2 separate regions of the Mus musculus genome follow, and region 1 is linked to region 2. The links are chromatin loops, found by intact Hi-C in ENCODE. Cell type or tissue: heart. All regions are shown on one strand. Each heading gives the region's core, and the rest is flanking DNA. Links, peaks and the distances in the headings are about the cores only.

Region 1 (8,000 bases), core at 1-8,000, 260 kb before region 2:
GGGGACAGGGGGAGGCGGAGCAAGAGAGAGAAAGGGAAGGGGGAAAAATACAGGGACTGAGGAATGGAGGAGAGGCCAGCAGCAGGACCTTACAGAACACGCAGAGTTATGTCCTGGGGCTTGAGCCACGCTGTAAGCCATCAGGGACATCTCTGCTTTGAGGGTCTAGATCTGAGGTCCAGTCCAGTCCAGAGGCCACCAGCATGCCAAATTCAGGGATGGGGAAACGCCACCACACTGTGAGGCCAGCTCTGGGTGGCTAGGCAGCTCTGCCGTCCTGATGTGTTAGCAAAGGTGAAAATGTACTTGCTCCCCCCCCACCCCCCATGGGCACTGAATGAAAAGAGGGTGGAAAGGATGAGGGTATCTGGAGCTCTGAGGTAACAGACCTGAGACCTCGTGGAAGAAGAGGGATCCTGCAGAGGGAAGTCAGCCTTCACGTGTGCTGTGTGCACATGTGAGCATGCACACAGGCTGCAAGAACATTCTCAGAGAGGCCCTCAACTTGTCTCTACCAATATCTGGGTTCGGGTTTTGAGTTTAAGGAAGTTCCTTCCATGGCCATAACTGATCTGCAGCACATACTGTGTCTAAACTTCATTCACGTAGCCTCATGCTGAGTCTCTGGACTCCTGGAGACGTGGGATTTGGGTACATGTCAGACAGGTATCCCCAATAAACCCTGGGCATGCAGTCTTGTTGCAAAGGTCTTCCAAGGCTAAGAGCAGATAACTCTGCACTACCATGCACTTAGGGAAGGCTGGGTGGGACACAGGTTGTTGGAAAGAGTTTCCTACATGTGTAAGACAACACAGATACTGTCCTGGGGGTGTTGAGCTTAGAGAAGATGAGAGTCCCAGTGATGAGGGATGCCAGGATGAGGAGAGACCAGGTCACCAACTGTCAGGTAATGTGGGACAGAAGTCCAGGTGATACACAGTGGTCAGGGTCTTGAGTAAGTAGCACCAGGGTCTCAGTGTACATGGGCTGGCTTTGGGAACTATGGGGTCTTTGGACTGGAACCAGCAGTAGATAGATATAAAGAACATTGTGAGGGCCCTGGGAAAGTCATCCCCACACCGGACAAGACAGATATCTTGGCCCCATTCAGATCGCTGATCCCAGCTACCCTTGGTCTCACCTGTGCTGGAGAAGAGGGGCCGGGCCAGGTCCTGTGGGTAGTGGAACCCAGAGAACATGCCTGGGGCGGGGGGCCGGCTGAACAGGTCCAGCTTTGTGCCAACCTCTAGCTTGTGGGGGTCCAGCTGCATCTGCAGGGGGACAGAGTGTGTGCCAGGGCTGTGTGCAGAGGCTTGGCCATTGCCCCAGGTAGAACCTGAACTGGTGGCCTGGACTATACAGGGACCTTGGAGGTGCCCCTTAGGAGCTGCCCATGCTCTGGCAGCCCCAGGTAAGGGGAAGGAAAACCAGCTTTAATGGGTTTCATCTGGGACGGGAGAACCAGAACCTTACTGTGGTATGCTATGCATGGAGTCGCAATGACATGCACCACCTTTATACTATGGCCTCAATCAGTGCATTCTTCAGAGTATTTGTGTATTTCATTTCACAGAAAATAGCTTCATTTAGATTTCACAAAATTCAGTTGAAAGAGCATATCCACAGGCCTAAGTGGTTCCAAATTTGTGCTTGTTTTCCAATGATGCAATTTATGTTTAAACACATGAATCTACAGCAGTGAGATGGCTCAGCAGGTAAAAGGCTCCTGCCGCTAAGCCTCCGGACCTGCGTTCAAGTCTTAGGACCCACATGGCAGAAAGAGAAATGCAACTCCTTCAAATTGTCTCTGACCTCCAAATGAACGCCATGCACACGTTAATTACATACGCAGCTGCACATACATGGAAGCTCTCTCTCTCTCTCTCTCTCTCTCTCTCTCTCTCTCTCTCTCTCTCTCACACACACACACACACACACACACACACATATGAAACCCCCAACCATGACTTTATTAAACTTATGTAGACCTGCGGTGCTTGTTCTTTGCGCTGGCCAGAGGCTCCACTGAGTGTGGCTCTGAGGACAAGGACAAGGGAGCTGTCCTTCCAATTCCACCCGTGCCTGTGAGCTTGTGGCCAGCATTTGGGGACTCACGTTCCTCCTACTTTTTAAAGTATGTCATATTCTCCCCCCGCCCCCCGCGTGTGCACGAGCACACTTATATGTGTGTGGTGTTTACACATCACCATGTTGGAGTGTTCTGTGTTAGGTGGGAGCATGTGGGAGGCAGTGAAACCCTGTATATATGTCTATATATATGTCTATATATGTTAACAGCTGAGTGAGAACGGAGCCCTTATTTCCTATAATGCCCCCAGGGATCACTCAGGAATCACCGTGGTCACCCCTGAGTTTTACCACTCCAGTCCTGGAAATTCACACTGCAAGTACCTTCCCACCTCTCCCGAGGCACGTGCACTCTCTCATGAGTCCCTCGCTGCTGACTTGACTAAGGTCTTTTAGAAGACTTTTACAACTATACACAGGTGCAGTGCATCATGGGTAACATCTGTACTGCAGACTGCCCTGACTTCCGGTGAAGACACTGTCCCTCTGCCAGTCAGACACTTGGGCACAGGCACTGTCTTCCCAACCCAGGCTCTTCCCGGGCAGTTCCACGAATGTTCCTCACTGTGACCTTGGAGCTGGCCAGAGCCTCTCATCACACACCCTAGAGTCCTCCCATACGGCCCCACCAGGGAGGCCCTGGCAGTGCACCCGCCTGGCCCGGCCTCACCTTCATCTTCTGCTGCTGGTGGTAGATCTGCCAGGCGATCTGCACGTGTACCGCACACCACTTCCCTGGTTTCTGTGGCAGGACCGGGATGTGCTCAGAGAGCCCAGCGCCTCTTCCCGGGCCTCATCTTCCCCAGATTCCTACCATCAGGACCACCCCAAGGCCACCCAGGAGAGAACCGGAGTCCTTCCCAGCCACAGCCCTGGGTGTGCTTCCAACTCCTCTTCCCAGCATGCACTCACTCACCCTGACTGCTGTCCGGTACGGATCGGACACCTGTGGTGAACAGGAGAGAACAGGTCATGTTTCGGCTCTATGGGAACACAGGCTCAGGGCTGGGAGAGACAGCACCTGAGTGTATGTGCCAACTTACATGGCTGACTGCTGACACCTACCCCAGGGGCTTTCTGCAGGAAAGTGTGAACTGCACTCGACCGGCCTGTTATTTCGATTGAGTTTGAAGTCTGAAGGTACAGGGAGAGAGAGCATGAGGGACCAATAGGCTGAGGAGGGAGGAAGCAAGCAGGAGGAGCCCCGAATTCTGCGACGGAATATGCTTTGGCATGCTGGTGGGACCCTGCACAGTTCCCCAGTTCCATCATAAGACCACCTCCCCTTCAGTCAAAAGGACTGGACAAGGCAGGAAGACTGGCTTATGACATCGCTGGGGAGAACGGACTGTCCCAGTCCGAGAGGCACCTACACACCAAGACAGTTCTTGGGGAAGGAACAAGCACAGTGCCTAGCCCTGAAGACTTGGGTTGCTGTTGCATGAACAAAGGGGGCTTAAGTGAAAGGTGGCCTCCATTCTCTGGTTGGAGGGAGAGGCCATGGAACCTCTCCTGCTCAGCTCCTGGCTCTTCCTGCTCCTTCCCTCCTGAGCAAGGTGATGGGTTTCACTGCCACATCAGTTGGCCAACTCCTGCACGGCTCAGTAGCAGGCTTTCTGACTGCAAAAAGGCCCTCAGCCAGCAGGGGTCGCTCACAATAAGGCCAGATGGCAACAAGAATGGGAGCTAGTCAGTAGCCCTGCCCCATGCCCTAAACCCACCCACCTGCCAGCCTCCTCCCTACCAGGAGCAGCTGCTCCTTGGGTTGAAAAGCACCCTAAATGGACCCAAAGGGGCCGGGGTGTGCAAGCAGGGTGGGCATCCCAGGGCCTGTGGGAGGGAAGGTCGGGAAGAGCTGCAAGAGAGAGACAGAGCTCTGGACTGTGGGTCCCACATGGTGGAGGACCCTTGAGCACTGCCTGGTTCCTCCCCCTCAGCATCCAGAAGGAGGCACGGACAAGTCTGTAGCTTCCTCACACCCCCAGTAGGCTGAAATCTGGGCCTGAGCACAGGGACTCACGTTGGAATGTCGGAAGTAGGGGCTGTCCAGCTTGGGTGAGAACTTGTCAAACTGCAAGGGAAGAAAGCGAAGGTCAGACTTCCTGTACAGGCCGAATGCCCTCCAGTGGACCAGAACCCACCCGTGGCTGGGTTGGGCAGTGACCAGGGCACATGGCCTGGTGTCACCTGGCTCCTTGAGCGCACTGGCCTCTGGCCCTGTGGGGCCTAGGCTCCTGGTTCAAAGAGGTTGGTGTTTACTCAGCTGAGGCTCTAGACAGGGGGGTGGGCATGAAGCCCTGGCTGGAGAAGTCAGGTAGGAGAGCCGTGAACACCCCAGGCGGTGACAAAGAGAGAAAAGTGGCTGAACGCAACAAGGTGGAAATGGACCAAGAGACACACAAGAGGTCTGCAATGGCCTGGTCCTAGTTTTGTCTAGGCTCTGAGACCTGATGTCAGTCAGGCCTAAGACTGAGCACTGCTGCAGCTAGCCCAGGCTCAGGCCCTGGCAGGGGAAGACCTGAGGGTGGGCTGGGGTTCGGGCCCACAGTCCAGCACCCAGCATGACGGCCAAGTGGGGCCTGCACACGCTGGCAGGAGGTATCAGGGCCGTGCATGAGAGTGAGCGTGCATCTGTGTGTACGACTCCCTGTCCCACCCACCCAGCCCGCCCTGCCAGCAGCCAGCACTCAGGCCTACGCACCGGCGAGGGTGCGGTGGGCGGCATAAGCGGCGTCGGGGGCAGCCCTGCAAAGGGGGCAAATGTGTGTTGGTGCTGGTGTGTGTGCTGGTGTGTGTGCTGGTGCGTGTGCTGGTGGAACTCGGCCCGCAGCAGAGCCCCCGGGCCCAGGGAGGCGCCAGGCCGCTCCGCGTTCTGCACCAGAAACCGCGTGTTCAGCTCTTGCCTGAGCAGTTCGTGATCTACAAGAGAAAAAGAGAGAGAGACAGAGAGGCACGTCGGCCATGGGCTCCCAGCGGGACGAGGCGGATAGTCACCTGGCACTCCCGGGGTCGGCAGGCCAAGCCGTGGTGGCTGCTCGCTACTTGCGGGCCCAGGGGTGGAGGTAAGAGAGGAGGAGCCTGTGACCAAGTACCAATCAGAATCCCCGAATGAGGCTGGCAATACATGATTGGCTGGTTGAATGAGATCAACAGACTGGCATCTAGAGGCAAGGAGAGAATTCTGTGAGCCCTGTCCAGCGCACAGCCCTCGGTGGCCTCAGGCTGGGATACTGGCCCTGCAGGATGGGTGGTGACTGCTCGGAAATCCTTCAGAGATTAAAAACTGGTGAAGGTTCCAGCCAGGAGTAAGAGGAGGGACTTGGGGCCTACTCGGGGTCTTCTGGATGTTGGGAGCAGCAAAGGTGGAGGAGGCCAATGCAAAGTAGGGGCTGCCTGCCTGAGTAGGGAGGGATGTACAGAATCCTCGAAGATCCCCTCCACCACGACACTCGAAGGGCTGGCTCACAAACCTCCCAGGCTCTTCCTTCACTTCAGCCTGCTGCCCCACACTGGCCAGGGCCCCGCTGAGGTTGAGCACCCTTGGGTAGAATACCTACCGGCGGGGTGTCCTGGGATGACCAGGCTGCTGGCGGGCAACGCCGGGGGCGGGGGCAGTGTTGGGGGGGCAGCGAACATTGCCGCGGCGTGGTGCTGGTGCTGCGCCTGGGACCTGAGCGCCAGGTGTGAGGTAGACAGGTGGGGGCCGGGGCCGTGTGGAGACAGTGTCACGTGCTTTGCCAGGCCCAGAGGGGTGCCACTGACCGTGCTGCTGCTCCTGCTGTAGGACATAGGGTTCAGTGGCATCCTTGCTCTCAGAACCCGGACATCCCAGAGCCACAGTCCCTTTCCGAGGTCAGCGGCACCTCCCTCAGCCCTGAGATGGGCAGGAAGCCACAGCCCCACCCCAGGCCATGGCTTCACCCACTCCCTACCTGAGGCTGTGCAGGTGCAGGCTACTGGATGCCACCTGGCCAGGGCCAGGGCCAGGGCCCACGAAGGCGCCCAAGGACAGAGGCACGTGTGTTGGGAGTGAGCCCCGGTGCTGCGGGGTAAGCTGTGGCTGTGGAACGTGGTGAGGTACAACGGGCGCTTCTCTCTTCACCAGGGGGCTGGCCGGAGTTCCTGGCGCGGGCCCTGAGGGTGCAGGTGCTGTGGCAGGCAGGAAAGCTTCCGTGCTGAGCTCACTGCTGCGCTCCAGGCCTGACACCTTGGGCACTGCCCCTGCCTTGGCCTCTGACTTCTCACCTCTCCCAGAACCTGCAGAGAAAGGGCAGGTGTGTTGTAAGACCTGGCGCTTTGTGCCCAAGCATCACTTGCCAGTAACCAGGATGTCAGACCCTGCCACTGCTCTCGGCACAAGGCTGAGGGTCCTGTGATGATCCCTATATCCAATGGGGAAACATGAACAGAAATAAGTAAGTCCTGCTCATTACCTGAGGTCACACAGATAAGCTCGGGTGTGCCAGCCTCCTCCCTGGTGCCCAGCCCCAGGTCCTTTCCATAACTCCAGAATCCCAGGCTCCAAGGTAAGGCTAGGGTATAAGGCTGTTACTAGCCCATTTTTAAAGTTTCTGCGAGGTTCCTCCCTAACCCCCATGTTTATTGTGTGTGAGTAAAACTGAATGTATCCTGTGCACCAGCAGCTTGCCTGGTGCCTGTGGAGGTCACAAGAGGGCATCAGATCACCTGGAACTAGCGTTGCAGACGGTTGAGAACCACCATATGGGTACTGAGACTCGACTCTGGAAGAGCAATCAGTGCTCTTAACCATCTCTCCAGCCCCTCTTTCCCTTTTTCTTTTCTTCCTTTTGTTTTTTTTTTTGGGGTCAAGGTTTCTCTGTGTAACTTGGCTGTCCTGGAACTCACTCTGAGAGAGTAGCTTTGAACTCAAGAGATCTGCCTGCCTCTGTTTCCCAAGTAGCTAGGATTAAAGGATTGCACTACCACCCCTCAGCCTCTCCCCCTCCCACCCCTCCCCACCTCTTTTTGGGGGGGGGGTTTGGTTTGGTTTTTCGAGGCAGGGTTTCTCTCTGTAGCCCTTGCTGTCCTGGAACTCACTCTGTAGACCAGGCTGGCCTCAACGAGCAAGAGATTTTCCTGCATCTGCCTCCCAAGTGCTGGGGTCAAAGGTGTGTGAAACCACTGCCCAGCCCTTTTTCTCTTAAAAATAAACATTTCTTTTAGTTTTAAAATGATGTGTTGTCAAGGTGTGTGTCTTTGTGAGCACAAGTGTGTGAGGAGAGAAGAAGTGTTAGATTCCTGGGAGCATGTGTTAGCTGCCTGATTTGGGTGTTGGAACCCAAACTCTAGCAGTCCTCTTAGAGTGCAGTATAATTTCTTAACCACCAAGCCGCTTCTCCAGCCACCCCTCCTCCTTAAGTGGTCTCTCTCTCTAGGTAGCTCTGGCTGTCCTGGAGCTCGCTCTGTAGACCAGGCTGGCCTCAATGATCAAGAGATCTTCCTGCATCTGCCTCCCAAGTGCTGGGGTCAAAGGTGTGGGACGCTATGTCCTAATTTCCCTTTAAGCTATTGTTTTCTTCACATTGTGTGCTCGAGCTTGTGTATGCCCATGCCATGGTACTTGTGTGGGGCTCAGAGGAGAACCTGTAGGAGTCACTTCTCTCCCTCTGAGATGTGGGTGCTGGATTCAAGTTCACTAAAGGTGGACTTGGCAGGCAGTGTGCCCGCTTGGCACCACCTTAACCACTGAGCCACCTCAGTGTTGAGAGATGAGTCTTGAACATGTTAGGAAAGGGCTCTGCTACTGAGCTATCTCTCTAGCCTTTGACTCTTTTAATTTTCAGACAGGGTTGCTTTAAGTCACCCAAGATAGTCACAAACTCACTCCATGGCCCACAATGGCCTCTAATTTTAATCCTCCTGCCTCAGCCTTCAAAATAGCTGGGAAGAGA
Region 2 (11,110 bases), core at 1,792-9,791:
GGGGACCCAAACTCAGGTCACCAGGTTCTGTCCAAGACAGACACAGCTGTACACCACAGATACACACACACACAAACATAAACTACATAATTGTATGCACATCCACACACATCACATATGTGCACCCCCACATATGCTTGCATCTCATACATGATACATGTGTATGTGTAGCCACATACATACATACAAAACACGCACATATATCTATATCTGTGTGATATGCGTGTACGTACACACCGCAAACATACTATGGATTCTACAATCACACGCAAATGTGGCTCCTGTGATCCCTTTTGTTCCCTGAGAGGCCACCCACATCTTTGAGCATGACAGCTTGCCATTCAGTTCAAAGAAAACTGACTGTCAACATTCCTTCCCACATCCCTCCTTCCCTCTGCTGTTGCCCAGCCTTGGGTAAACATGCCCTTAAACTGGGGCAGATGTGCCACTGGGACCCCATGCACCAGCTTGGCAGATGGGTGCTCATGATTGTTGTAGAAATAATTTAATCCCAGCCTGGGGTTCCTACCCCACCTTTGGTTATTGAATTCCCAGATTTAAATACACACACACACAGCCTTTATATTTACAATAAGCCCTAAACAGCACAATAGTTAGGCAGCTGCCTACCCTCCACGCTGTTAGAATCCACTTTCCGATTGATAACCCTAAGTTATCACTTCCTATTTGCTATGTCCCACCTGGGCTGCTCTTAGCACCAATTGGGCAGCCCTCGGGGCCATGCTCTCTTGGTTACCTTAGCCCATAGTGGCTGCTGCTTCCTTCTCGCCTGAACATTCTTCCTCATGGTGGTTCTCTCCAAGCCCACAAAACCTAAACCCTACCTATCTCTCTTCAGCCCAGCTATTGACTGTCGGCATCTTTATCAATTAGAAATATCTTGGGGGGGGGACTCTCTTGTCTCTGGGGCAGCCAGTCTTGGGGCCCCCAAATTAGCATTAGAATACAAGCAGCAACAGGTCAACCCACTATACATGACTGCCACGACGCAGGTGAGCCAGCAGAACATGGCTGGCAGAGGCTCAGTGGAGGCACAATTACCAAGAGGGGTGATGTCTATAGCAAGTTAGTCAACCACATTCTCCTGGTTCTAAAGTGTCGTGAAGAGAGGGCAGGAGCTGGGCTTGACTCAAATGTCTAGTAGTCAAGGACCCATGGCCAGCAGAGTCCTTGCTTGTTGGTCAACTTCCCTAGGCAGACATAATAGAAATTCCCTGGGGCCAGAGTCAAAAACAGACTTGGCAAATTGAATGAGCTTAACAAGGGTGACATAAAGATACCAATTGCTGCAGTCTCCCCAAGTCACCAACCCCTCTCATGCATCAGGCTCTTGTTTTGTTCTATTTATTTTTTTTTTATTTTTTTATTTTTTTAAATTATAAAGGTCCTAAGGCTACTCGAAATTGAGGCAGACCTGGTTTTAGGGCTCCACCTAGTGTTCATAAAGCAAAGTGACTCTGTGTAAATAACAAAACTAAGAACCATTTTCCTCCCCAACAGGATATTGTGGCTTATTCCAGTGTGTAGAGCTGACACCATTTAGAGGTAGAATGGAACAGATAAATGAGGCGGACTTGTGCCCCATGCAATAGCCTACTTTATTCAGATCCTCAGGTATTTATTCCCTGAGGGTTAAAAAAGGTAACAAGGAGCCCGTGGTGGCACACACCTTTAATCCCAGCACTGGGGGAGGGAGGGTTGCGGGGGGGGGGGGTGGGTGGAAGGGGGAGTGAGGCAGATCTCTTAAGTTCAAAACCAGCCGGTCTACAGAGAATTCCAGGGCAGCCAGGGCTACACTGAGAAACCCTGACTTAAAATGCCACCCCCAAAGAGAGGTCACATGAATAAAGCTCTCAGAAGTGCAAGCTGTATACAGTCTCATGGATAAGCCACATGTGGTAAAGATATGTTTTTTTTTTAAATAGCGGCATATAGACATGTAATTGAATAACAGCAGCAAACAATAATGAGTAATCTGAAGGAAGCTCACTCCTTTCTGCTACCCCTGGGAGGGGCATGAAAACACATTCCAAGAACAATTCCACGCTGTGAGAAAACCCTAAGCTCACAGGACCCTGTCTTCTCGGAGTCTTCTCACAAGGACTCGGCGTCCCCTTCACGTGACTTCATTCCCGGCCCGTGCAGACCTGTGCCAGCTCCAGCAGGCCACGGAGTGTGAAGATGAAGAATGGGCCCCCATCTGGTGGCCACAGACACACACCTCTGTCACATCTTTAAGGTTCAACCGATGTCCAAGAATCTTGTTTCCAATAAACCAGAAAGGAGCCACCAAGCCTCCAGGAAATGAAGCAAACGCTTGCACATAGATTCAAGATGAAGTCAATAAAGCAGTGACAGACACCGGGAGTCAAGCAGGTGACAGATGTGAGGAGAGTGGGCGTCACAGAGGCCTACCAAGGACTAAGGAACAGGAGTATGGGAGGGAGCTTCCACTTTGTTTGACACAAGCCGAGGACTCTTGAATAAAAAGAGCCCTCGGTGTGAGCTGAATTCCTACTCCTTGGTGGTCCCAGTCATGTGGGACTGAGATATTGCTAGTATTCAAAGGATGTTTTTATAAGGGCACAAAGTCCCAGTATAGATAAATGAACACCCGGGAAAGAGCCTTTTAAACCTGGCGGCTGATGAAGGAAACAGTTGGTCAAATACTTCAGAAGGGGATCTGGAAGCACAGATTGTGAGCCCCTAGGAACTACTGTCCGTTCTGAGTTGGTAGCCACAACGTAACTCATACAGGCCTAGGGTTCACTGTCACCACAGCTCAGAAAGCAATGGATGGTAAAGGGAGATGGGAGAATAGGCCCTTCAGGGGGACACTGACCCCAGAGAATTAAGAACAGGTAGCCGATCTCACCAGAGAGGGAACAGGCTCTGGTAACTGTCACCGGCTAAAACCAAGCCTGCTGACTTGTTTCCTAAGTGGGAATAGTGACCAGCCTCTTCTGATGGTTGCAAGGCCTGCTTATGGCTGTCACTCAGCTGCCCCTAGATCTCCTTATGGTTGGATGCCAGCCACAGCCTTCTAGGTCTGAGTAGACAGCCAGCAGCTGCTACAGAGGTTCCTACCTCAGGGGGACCCAGCCCTGACCTAGGAAGCTATTTTAAAAAGAGTTATCTGTGTCCACCAAGCCAGCCCAGCTGTAGAATAAATGCTGTTGTACTTTGTATATTCAGTTCCAAAGCAATTTGCACTCTGGCCACTGTACTAGAAGGGACACAGGCACAGACTACAGAAGGTATTCCTGAGCTAGCAGCTTGGCTCTGTGATGGTAAGAGTGTAGCTTTTTCTAGCAGCTACTGACCTAGAGGTGAGACCCTGAGAACAGATGAAGTTCCCTAGGGAGCATCCATGTACCCCAACCTCTAGTGGGGCAGTCATTTTTAGCTGGGGATGTTTGCCAAAGCACCAAGCATGGCTGTTATTTGGGAAGTATGTCACTGACATCTTCGTCCCTATAGCAAATTTGCTAAGTGCCAATTAGATGCTCAAGTGTCTCCACCTCCCTTCGGGCATGGGATTCATTACTTGTGAGTATGACTCGATTGCCTGAAGTATTTGCATCTCTAGGTAGAAGACAGGAGGGACAAAGAAGAAAGGACGAGGAGGAAGAGAAGAGTCATAAGGTGAAGCCATTGCACATTGAAAAGGGAGACTTGTTAACGCACAATAACTACTCAGTAGATGGGGCTGCAGTGAGCCCCTTATATTCATTCCTCTAAGACTCAAGAAGAGAGGGGGCTGGAGAGATGGCTCCGTGGTTAAGAGCACTGACTGCTCTTCCCATGGTAGCTCACAACCATCTGCAATAGGATCTGATACCCTCTTCTGGTGTATCTGAAGATAGCAACAGTGTACTTATATAAATAAAATAAATAAATCTTTAAAAAAAAAAAAGACTCAAGCAGAGAGGCCTCTCCTCTGCCTGTGTAGTCATAACAGAATACCTGAGAAATACTAACTAGGAAAAACAAATTAACGATCTGGAAATTCACAGTCAAGATGCCCTCAGTGAGGGCCTCCTGCTTCATGGTCACATAAGGTAGAAAACACACACACTGTTTGTATTCAAATGTTAGTACTGGTTCCTCGAGAGAGTCTCCTCACCCCACCCCACCCAGCAGACTACCTCGTCCTCAGGTGATACCATGTTGACCTCCCATTTTAACTGCCAATAAAAGGCTAGAGCCTGTGATTGGGCAGTGGAGGGGAAAAGGTGGGACTGGAGAGGGAGTAGGAGGCAGAGGAAGAAGGGGAAAGAGGACAGAGGAAGAAGGAGGAGGAAGCCATAATGGGCCAGAACCGCATGGCTGGGAGAAGCCGCAAGCAACAAGGGGTCTCATAGCTGGGGAATAAGTTAGTAGTATATTAGATTTTCCCAATCCACTCCCCTCAGCCCCATATAAATAACTAGGGCTGATCTCTAAAGGTGCACCAGGATGGAAATTAAACACCAAATGGGTCTAAGGGGTCTACAGACTGAGGCTCCCTCTCCAAACCCCAAGCAAACCTCAGCAACCAGTGGCAGCGCCCCTGCCCTGAGCTGGACATAGGCAGCGCCATAACATGGTTTGGGGGGGGGGGGGTCCCTGCGCCTACAGAAGAACCAAGGACCCTGGGGCACGACTGCCTGAGAAGCAGCCTGCAGTCTTCACAGCTGAGGATCAACAACTGAAAACACACACACACACACACACACATACACACACACACACACACACAATACAAAAAACCAAAATCTAACTTTCCAAAGCTTTCTCTCACAGGCACAGCTGGCTGATCTGGGTATCTCTACCCCGAGCAGGCCTTCCTGCGCTCGCTTTTCCTGTATCCCCCACGTCTAAACTGGACACGGAACAGCCAGACCTGCTCTCCCGACTGCAAGCTGCCTGAAATCAGTGCACATGCTGCCGACTGCAACCCAAACAAAAGCCAGAGAGAGGCTCAGAAGTCCCACGTCTTTCTACAGTTAGCCACCACCACCCACTTCCTGCGAATAAGATTCCGAGAGGACTGCAATGTCCTGAATCGAACACCAGGGGGAGACAAAGGTACAAGAAGCTCCAGATCAGGTACTGAGAATTCAAAATTGACAATCACAAAAATTAGATACCTCCTTTAATCCCAGCACTTGGGAGGCAGAGGCAGGCGGATTTCTGAGTTCAAGGCCAGCCTGGTCTACAGAGTAAGTTCCAGGACATCCAGGGCTATACAGGGAAACCCTGTCTTGAAAAACTGAAAGAAAAGAAAAAAAGAAAAGACTGGGCAATACAGCCTAAAGAAAACACAAGAACTAAAGGAATTTGTAGGTCATGCTAAGCAACAGAGAGAAGAAAATGAATACAGCCTAGAGGAAAATCTGGAACGAAAGGTACAGGATTCTATTGGTCAAGATAACAGAGAGAGGAACATGAAGGTTAGAGACAGGAGCTGGAAAAGATGCTAGAACAAAGAATGCAAAATTTCACAGGTCAGAATGAGCAGCAGAGAAGAAGAAATGAGAATTGGAAGTGAGACTTGGAGGAGAATCTTCTAAAATTAATCAGTCAAAATAAAATAGACATCACAATATCAGGATTACAACATAAAGAAAAAATAAGGTGAAGGGGAGCTCTGAGCAGGGGGTGCAGACACTTAAGGAACAGGAGGAGCAACAAAAGGAGAAGTCTGAGGCATGGGGGCAAGCTTTGGAGGAGAGGTTACAAAAAGATATTATTAGGTTGAACAAAACACCAGGATGACAGAGATACAAGCGCTAGAGAAATATTGGCACAGGGGCTGGAGAGATGGCTCAGTGGTTAAGAGCACTGACTGCAGCCGGGCGGTGGTGGCACGCACCTTTAATCCCAGCACTTGGGAGGCAGAGGCAGGCGGATTTCTGAGTTCGAGGCCAGCCTGGTCTACAGAGTGAGTTCCAGAGCAGCCAGGGCTACACAGAGAAACCCTGTCTCGAAAAAAACAAAAAGACTGGAAGGATGTGGTAAAAGCAATATGAGAACCCGGGTCACCTTTATAATGGTGCTTGTGGTGGAGAGAAGAAGCAAAGGAGATAGCCCAACAAAATAAAGCCAGAGGTAAGAATATTTCTGAAGTTCTGCTGCTTGGGGAAGGTCATTTTGCTGAGCTAGAAGTAGACGCTGAATATGATGAAAGCTTGATGTTATGTGCTAAGGCAGCCTTAAATGCTTGAGACGAAGTCGCAGAAAGAGTAGAAAGACTTGAACCTTTTTTTTTTCAGGCCAAGCAAGGTCTAAAAGAAACATTCCTTGACTTTTTCCAAAGGTTGTCTTTATCTGTGGAAAGAAGTACATTGGATCCATTAGTAAGAAAGTCCTGAATCAAGACTTTATCTTTTGAAAATGGGAATGCTGAATGCAAAGAAGTAATCAGACCATTGAAGGCAGGGTCAGCATCAATAGAAGAGTGGATTAGACATACAGTGGATGTTAGACCCCGTTCACCTGATATGACCTTAACAGGAGAAGCTGCCACTAGAGGCCTTGAGGCCATACAACATTTCTTAATCGTGGTGAGCAAGGTTATGTCAAAAGAAACTTCAGAGAAACTGGGCAGTGGTGGTGCACGGCTTTAATCCCAGCACTTGGGAGGCAGAGGCAGGCAGATTTCTGAATTCAAGGCCAGTCTGGTCTACAGAGTGAGTTCCAGGACAGCCAGGGCTACACAGAGAAACCCTGTCTTGGGAGAAAAAAAAAGAGAGAGAGAGAAGCTTCAGAGAAAACCAAATTAATTCCAAAAGGGAGCCCAAGCCTCCTGGGATATGCAAGAGATGTGACAAAGGCCTAGACACTGGACTAGGGAATGTAAATCAACAACAGACAAATGGGGTAACTCTTGACCAAAAAACTCCCAGGGTATGGGGTGGGGGGGGCTCTCGTAGGCCCCAATGCCAAACAGGAAAAATTCTCTTCCTCAGGACAATTAAACACCACTGTTGAAAATAGATATTATAAGACCAGATAACAAGGTTAAGACAAATTCTGTAGATAATTCGAAAAGGGCCCCAAACCAATATTTTGGCAAACTTCTATAGAAGATCAAAGGCCCAAGGTAAGAATACTAGTAAACAATATTGAGATCAAAGGAATGGTCAACACTGGTGCAGATGTCACCATTATCTCTCCGAAATCTTGGCCTGTAGGTTGGCCACTTCAAGAGGTAGACATCCAATTTCAAGGAGTTGGGACTTCATCTCCTCTAAAGCAAAGCACCAGATTTTAGATTTACAGGGCCTGAAGGTCAGATAGGAAAAGTAAGATCATACATGTTATAACAATGGAAAGCACAAATTAACATCCCTTCAACTTTGGAAGCTAGCCACACCAGGCAGGCTCCTACTTAAAAAATCAAACTAAGCCGGGCATGGTGGCACATGCCTTTAATCCCAGCACTTGGGAGGCAGAGGCAGGCGGATTTCTGAGTTTGAGGCCAGCCTGGTCTACAAAGTGAGTTCCAGGACAGCCAGGGCCACACACAGAAACCCTGTCTCGAAAAACCAAACCAAACCAAAACAAAAAACAAGCAAACAAACAAAAAAATCAAATTAGTTAAGGAATGCTATCCAAGACAGTTTCAGACTGTCCAGGATGTCCATAAATAAGATACAGCAGGGGCTGACTGAAAGATCCTGACAGAGTGTAAAAGGTCACAGAAACCCTGAAATTGGCAAAATAGATTTCATTGTTAGCAGAACTAGCTTCACTGATTTAGAAAAATAGAGGTGCACAATGCTCTGGCCGCTCCTTGAACCTGTGTGTCCGCCAATGTTCTGACCGTTCCTTGAACCCAGGTGTGTGCCCACTGCTGCACAGGTGTTTGTGATATTGGTTGCTGGGATAGAGTCGGAAAATCTCCACAGCAACCACAGTCAGGGCCAATCCAGAGTTACTGCACCTGCACCAGACTCTTTCCTTGTTTCCCTCCCACACCCATTTCTTGAGAAATCAATCATTTTAGAATAGACATTGTTTAGATCTGGAAATCCCCTACTCCCTCCTTCTCCTTTCCCCCTTGAAGACCTATAAAAACTGGGACCCCTTTCCCCTTGGGGTCGACTCCTACCCCTGCGTGGGATACGAGTTGTTCCCAGAGCTCTGGCTTTCCCCCAATAAAGCCTTGTGTGGTTTGCATCAAGTTTGGTCTCTTGTGAGTCCTTGGGGGTCCGCTATTATCCTGAGACTTGAGTGAGGGTTTCCCTTCGGCGGTCTTTCATGACAATCCAACTTTACATCGGGAAGCCACTGCTAATAAGACACCAACAGCCTTACCACTAAGGTAGTTCACTGACCAACCCATTTGGATTGAACAATGGTCTATGACAAAAGAAAACCTACAGGCACTAGAACAGCTAGTCCTGGAGCAGCTGGAGGCTCAGCGTGTAGAAGAGTCCACCAGCCCTTGGAAGTCTCTGGTATTTGTCGTTAAAAAGAAATCTGACAGATGGAGGATGTTGGCAGATCTCACAGTGATTAATAAGATTATTCAGCCAATGGGTTCCCTGCAGCCTAGAATCCCATTGCCTTCCTTGTTGCCTAAGGAATGGCCTATCATAGTGATTGATCTTAAAGACTGTTTTTTCACAATTCCTCTACATGAACGTGATAAGGAAAGGTTTGCTTTCTCAGTACCTACCTTTAATAGAGGTCACCCAATAAAAATTAATAGAAGCCCAATAAAAAGATATTATTGGAAAGTCTTTCCACAAGGAATGTCAAACAGTCCTACCTTGTGTCAATATTTTGTACCACACCCATTGGAGATCATTCATAAACAATTCCTCCTCAATCCATTATTTATCATTATGTGGATGATATCCTATTGGCTGGTTTGAATACAGATACCCTGGAGAGAATTTTTGATGAAAATGTTTGATGAAGTAAAAAAAAAAAAATCTTGCCTTGTTTGGGATTTAGTATATAGAATAAGTACCAAAGGTTAGATCACAAAAGAGTGCAACCCGGGAGAAACCAATCAAACTCTTAATGCTTTTCAGAAGCTACTAGGGGAGATTAACTGTCTGTGGCCTGCAATTGCTTGGCCACTCAAGAGCTAAGCAATTTATTTCAAACCTTACAAAGTGATAAAGATTTAATAGCCCAAGGCTGAAAATGAGTTAGCGGTGATGAAAAGGAAATTGCAGCATACACATCTAGATCGTATCAATCCAAAGATGGCCTGCACCTTAGTTATCTTGACTTCTACTCATTCCCTTAGAGGAATTCTTATGCAGAGGGAATATCTTAGAATGGATACATGTCCACACACACTAGAAAGCAAAACAAATGAAAAAATATAATGGCTATATGATGTTTTACTATAATTTTCTAAGTTTAGTATGTCCCAAATGCTGCATGGACATGCTTCTATTAAAAAAAATGCTTTTGTCAGGGCTAGAGAAATGGTTCAGACATTAAGAACCCAAGTTTGAGCCGGGTGTGGTGGTGCACGCCTTTAATCCCAGCACTCAGGAGGCAGAGGCAGGCGGATTTCTGAGTTTGAGGCCAGCCTGGTCTACAGAGTGAGGTCCAGGACAGCCAGAGCTACACAGAGAAACCCTGTCTTGAAAAAACAAACAAAACAAAACAAAACCAAGTTTGATTTTTTTCTTTTATAAAGATGTATTTATTTTATATATGTGAATACATTGTCGCTGTCTTCAGACACACCAGAAGAGGGCATCAGATTTCATTATGAATGGTTGTGAGCCACCATGTGGTTGCTGGGAATTGAACTCAGGACCTCTGTAAGAGCAGTCAGTGCTCTTAATTACTGAGTCATCTCCAGCTCCCCCGAGTTTGATTCTTAAGACCTACATGTCAGCTTGTAAATATCTGTAACTCCTGTTCCAGGAAATCTAATGCCCTCTTCTGGCCTCCACAGGCAGCAGGCATGCGTTCAGTACACAGAGAAACATGCATACAGACAAACATTCACATTGTCTTGTTACCATATCACAGTTCATCATCAAAGAAAGTCAGGACATGTACATTTTTTCTGTGAGCCCATGTTAGGTGATTGTGTGAGTTTTCTTATGGTGTCTGTATCCCCTTTGGCTCCTATAATCCTTCCCCTATCCTGCAGAATTTACCAAGCTCTGCCTGATGTTTGGCTGTGGGTCTCCGCACCTACTTCCATCAGTTGCTGGTGAAGTCTCTGACAATGATTATGCTATGAGTATAACATAATATCCTTTGGAATTAGGAATCTTTTTTTTTTTTTGAATTTTTTTCCTTTAATGACAGTCCTGCTTGTTTCTATCCTAGACTTCTGGACTATCCAGCATTTGATTTCCGGCCCTCTGGGCAGTATCAAGAATGGGGTTCCTCTCCTGGCATGGGTCTTAAGCTGGACTACTCATTGGTTGGTCACTCCCCCGTTTCTACACCACCTTTACCATAGTACATCTTGTAGGCGGGACAAGTTGTAGGTTGAAGGTTTTGAGGCTGAATTGGAGTCCATATCCTTCTGTGGTTATGGGAGATGGCCAGTTCAGGCTCCCTGTCACCCCTTACTAGGACTCTTAGCTAGGGTCATCCTTGTTAAGATGTCCGGGAGTTTCCATTGCATTTGGTTTCTACCTTTCCTCCAAATCTGCCTCCACCACACACACTCTAGTTGTTTCCCCTAGTACTCTCTCTCCCTAACCCCTGATCCCTCTTGTTCCCGGCCCCACCTGGCCCCAGTCTACCCATATTTATTCTATTTCCCCTTCCTAGGGAGATTCATGAGTTATTGCCATCCCCAGCCCCTTGAGCCCTCCTTGTTTCTTAGCCTTTCTGGGTCTGTGAATTATAGCATGATTATCCTTTACATATATCTACTTACAAGTGAGTACATACATCCTTGTCTTTCTGGGTCTGGGTTGCCACACTCAGGATTTTTTTTTTCCTAATTCCATCCATTTCATGATGTTATTTTTTTTAAGATTTATTTATGTTATTTATATGAGTACAGTTCACTGTAGTTGTCTTCAGACATACCAAAAGAGGGCATCGGATCCCATTAAAGATGGTTGTGAGCCCCCATGTGGCTGCTGGGAATTGAACTCAGGAC

Evidence for each region. A loop is a pair of places that touch in the nucleus more often than their neighbours do. Peaks named below come from ENCODE experiments on the same cell type or tissue, not always from the same donor. Only the 100,000 strongest peaks of a DNase experiment are listed, where the experiment ranks them.
Region 1: it touches region 2 in a loop (4-fold over the local background); 11 of 42 quality-filtered maps call a loop at or near these places.

The regions. Positions count from the first base shown.
Region 1 is chr5:110,373,249-110,381,248 of GRCm38, forward strand. Fbrsl1 (fibrosin-like 1) reads right to left here. Exons shown (of 19, transcript NM_001142642.1): 7 at 6,021-6,345; 8 at 5,646-5,866; 9 at 5,181-5,249; 10 at 4,790-5,007; 11 at 4,109-4,159; 12 at 3,154-3,222; 13 at 3,005-3,034; 14 at 2,759-2,830; 15 at 1,142-1,271. Among named protein-coding and RNA genes, the nearest start is that of Lrcol1, 33 kb to the left of the region's middle. In heart, for the core only: CTCF peaks have their summits at 3,733 (motif pointing right) and 6,761 (motif pointing right); a DNase peak (open chromatin) is centred at 3,773; H3K4me3 peaks cover 482 bases; H3K27ac peaks cover 948 bases.
Region 2 is chr5:110,634,655-110,645,764 of GRCm38, forward strand. No RefSeq gene overlaps it. Among named protein-coding and RNA genes, the nearest start is that of Noc4l, 13 kb to the right of the region's middle. In heart, for the core only: a CTCF peak has its summit at 5,076 (motif pointing right); a DNase peak (open chromatin) is centred at 5,037; H3K4me3 peaks cover 276 bases; H3K27ac peaks cover 304 bases; H3K27me3 peaks cover 396 bases.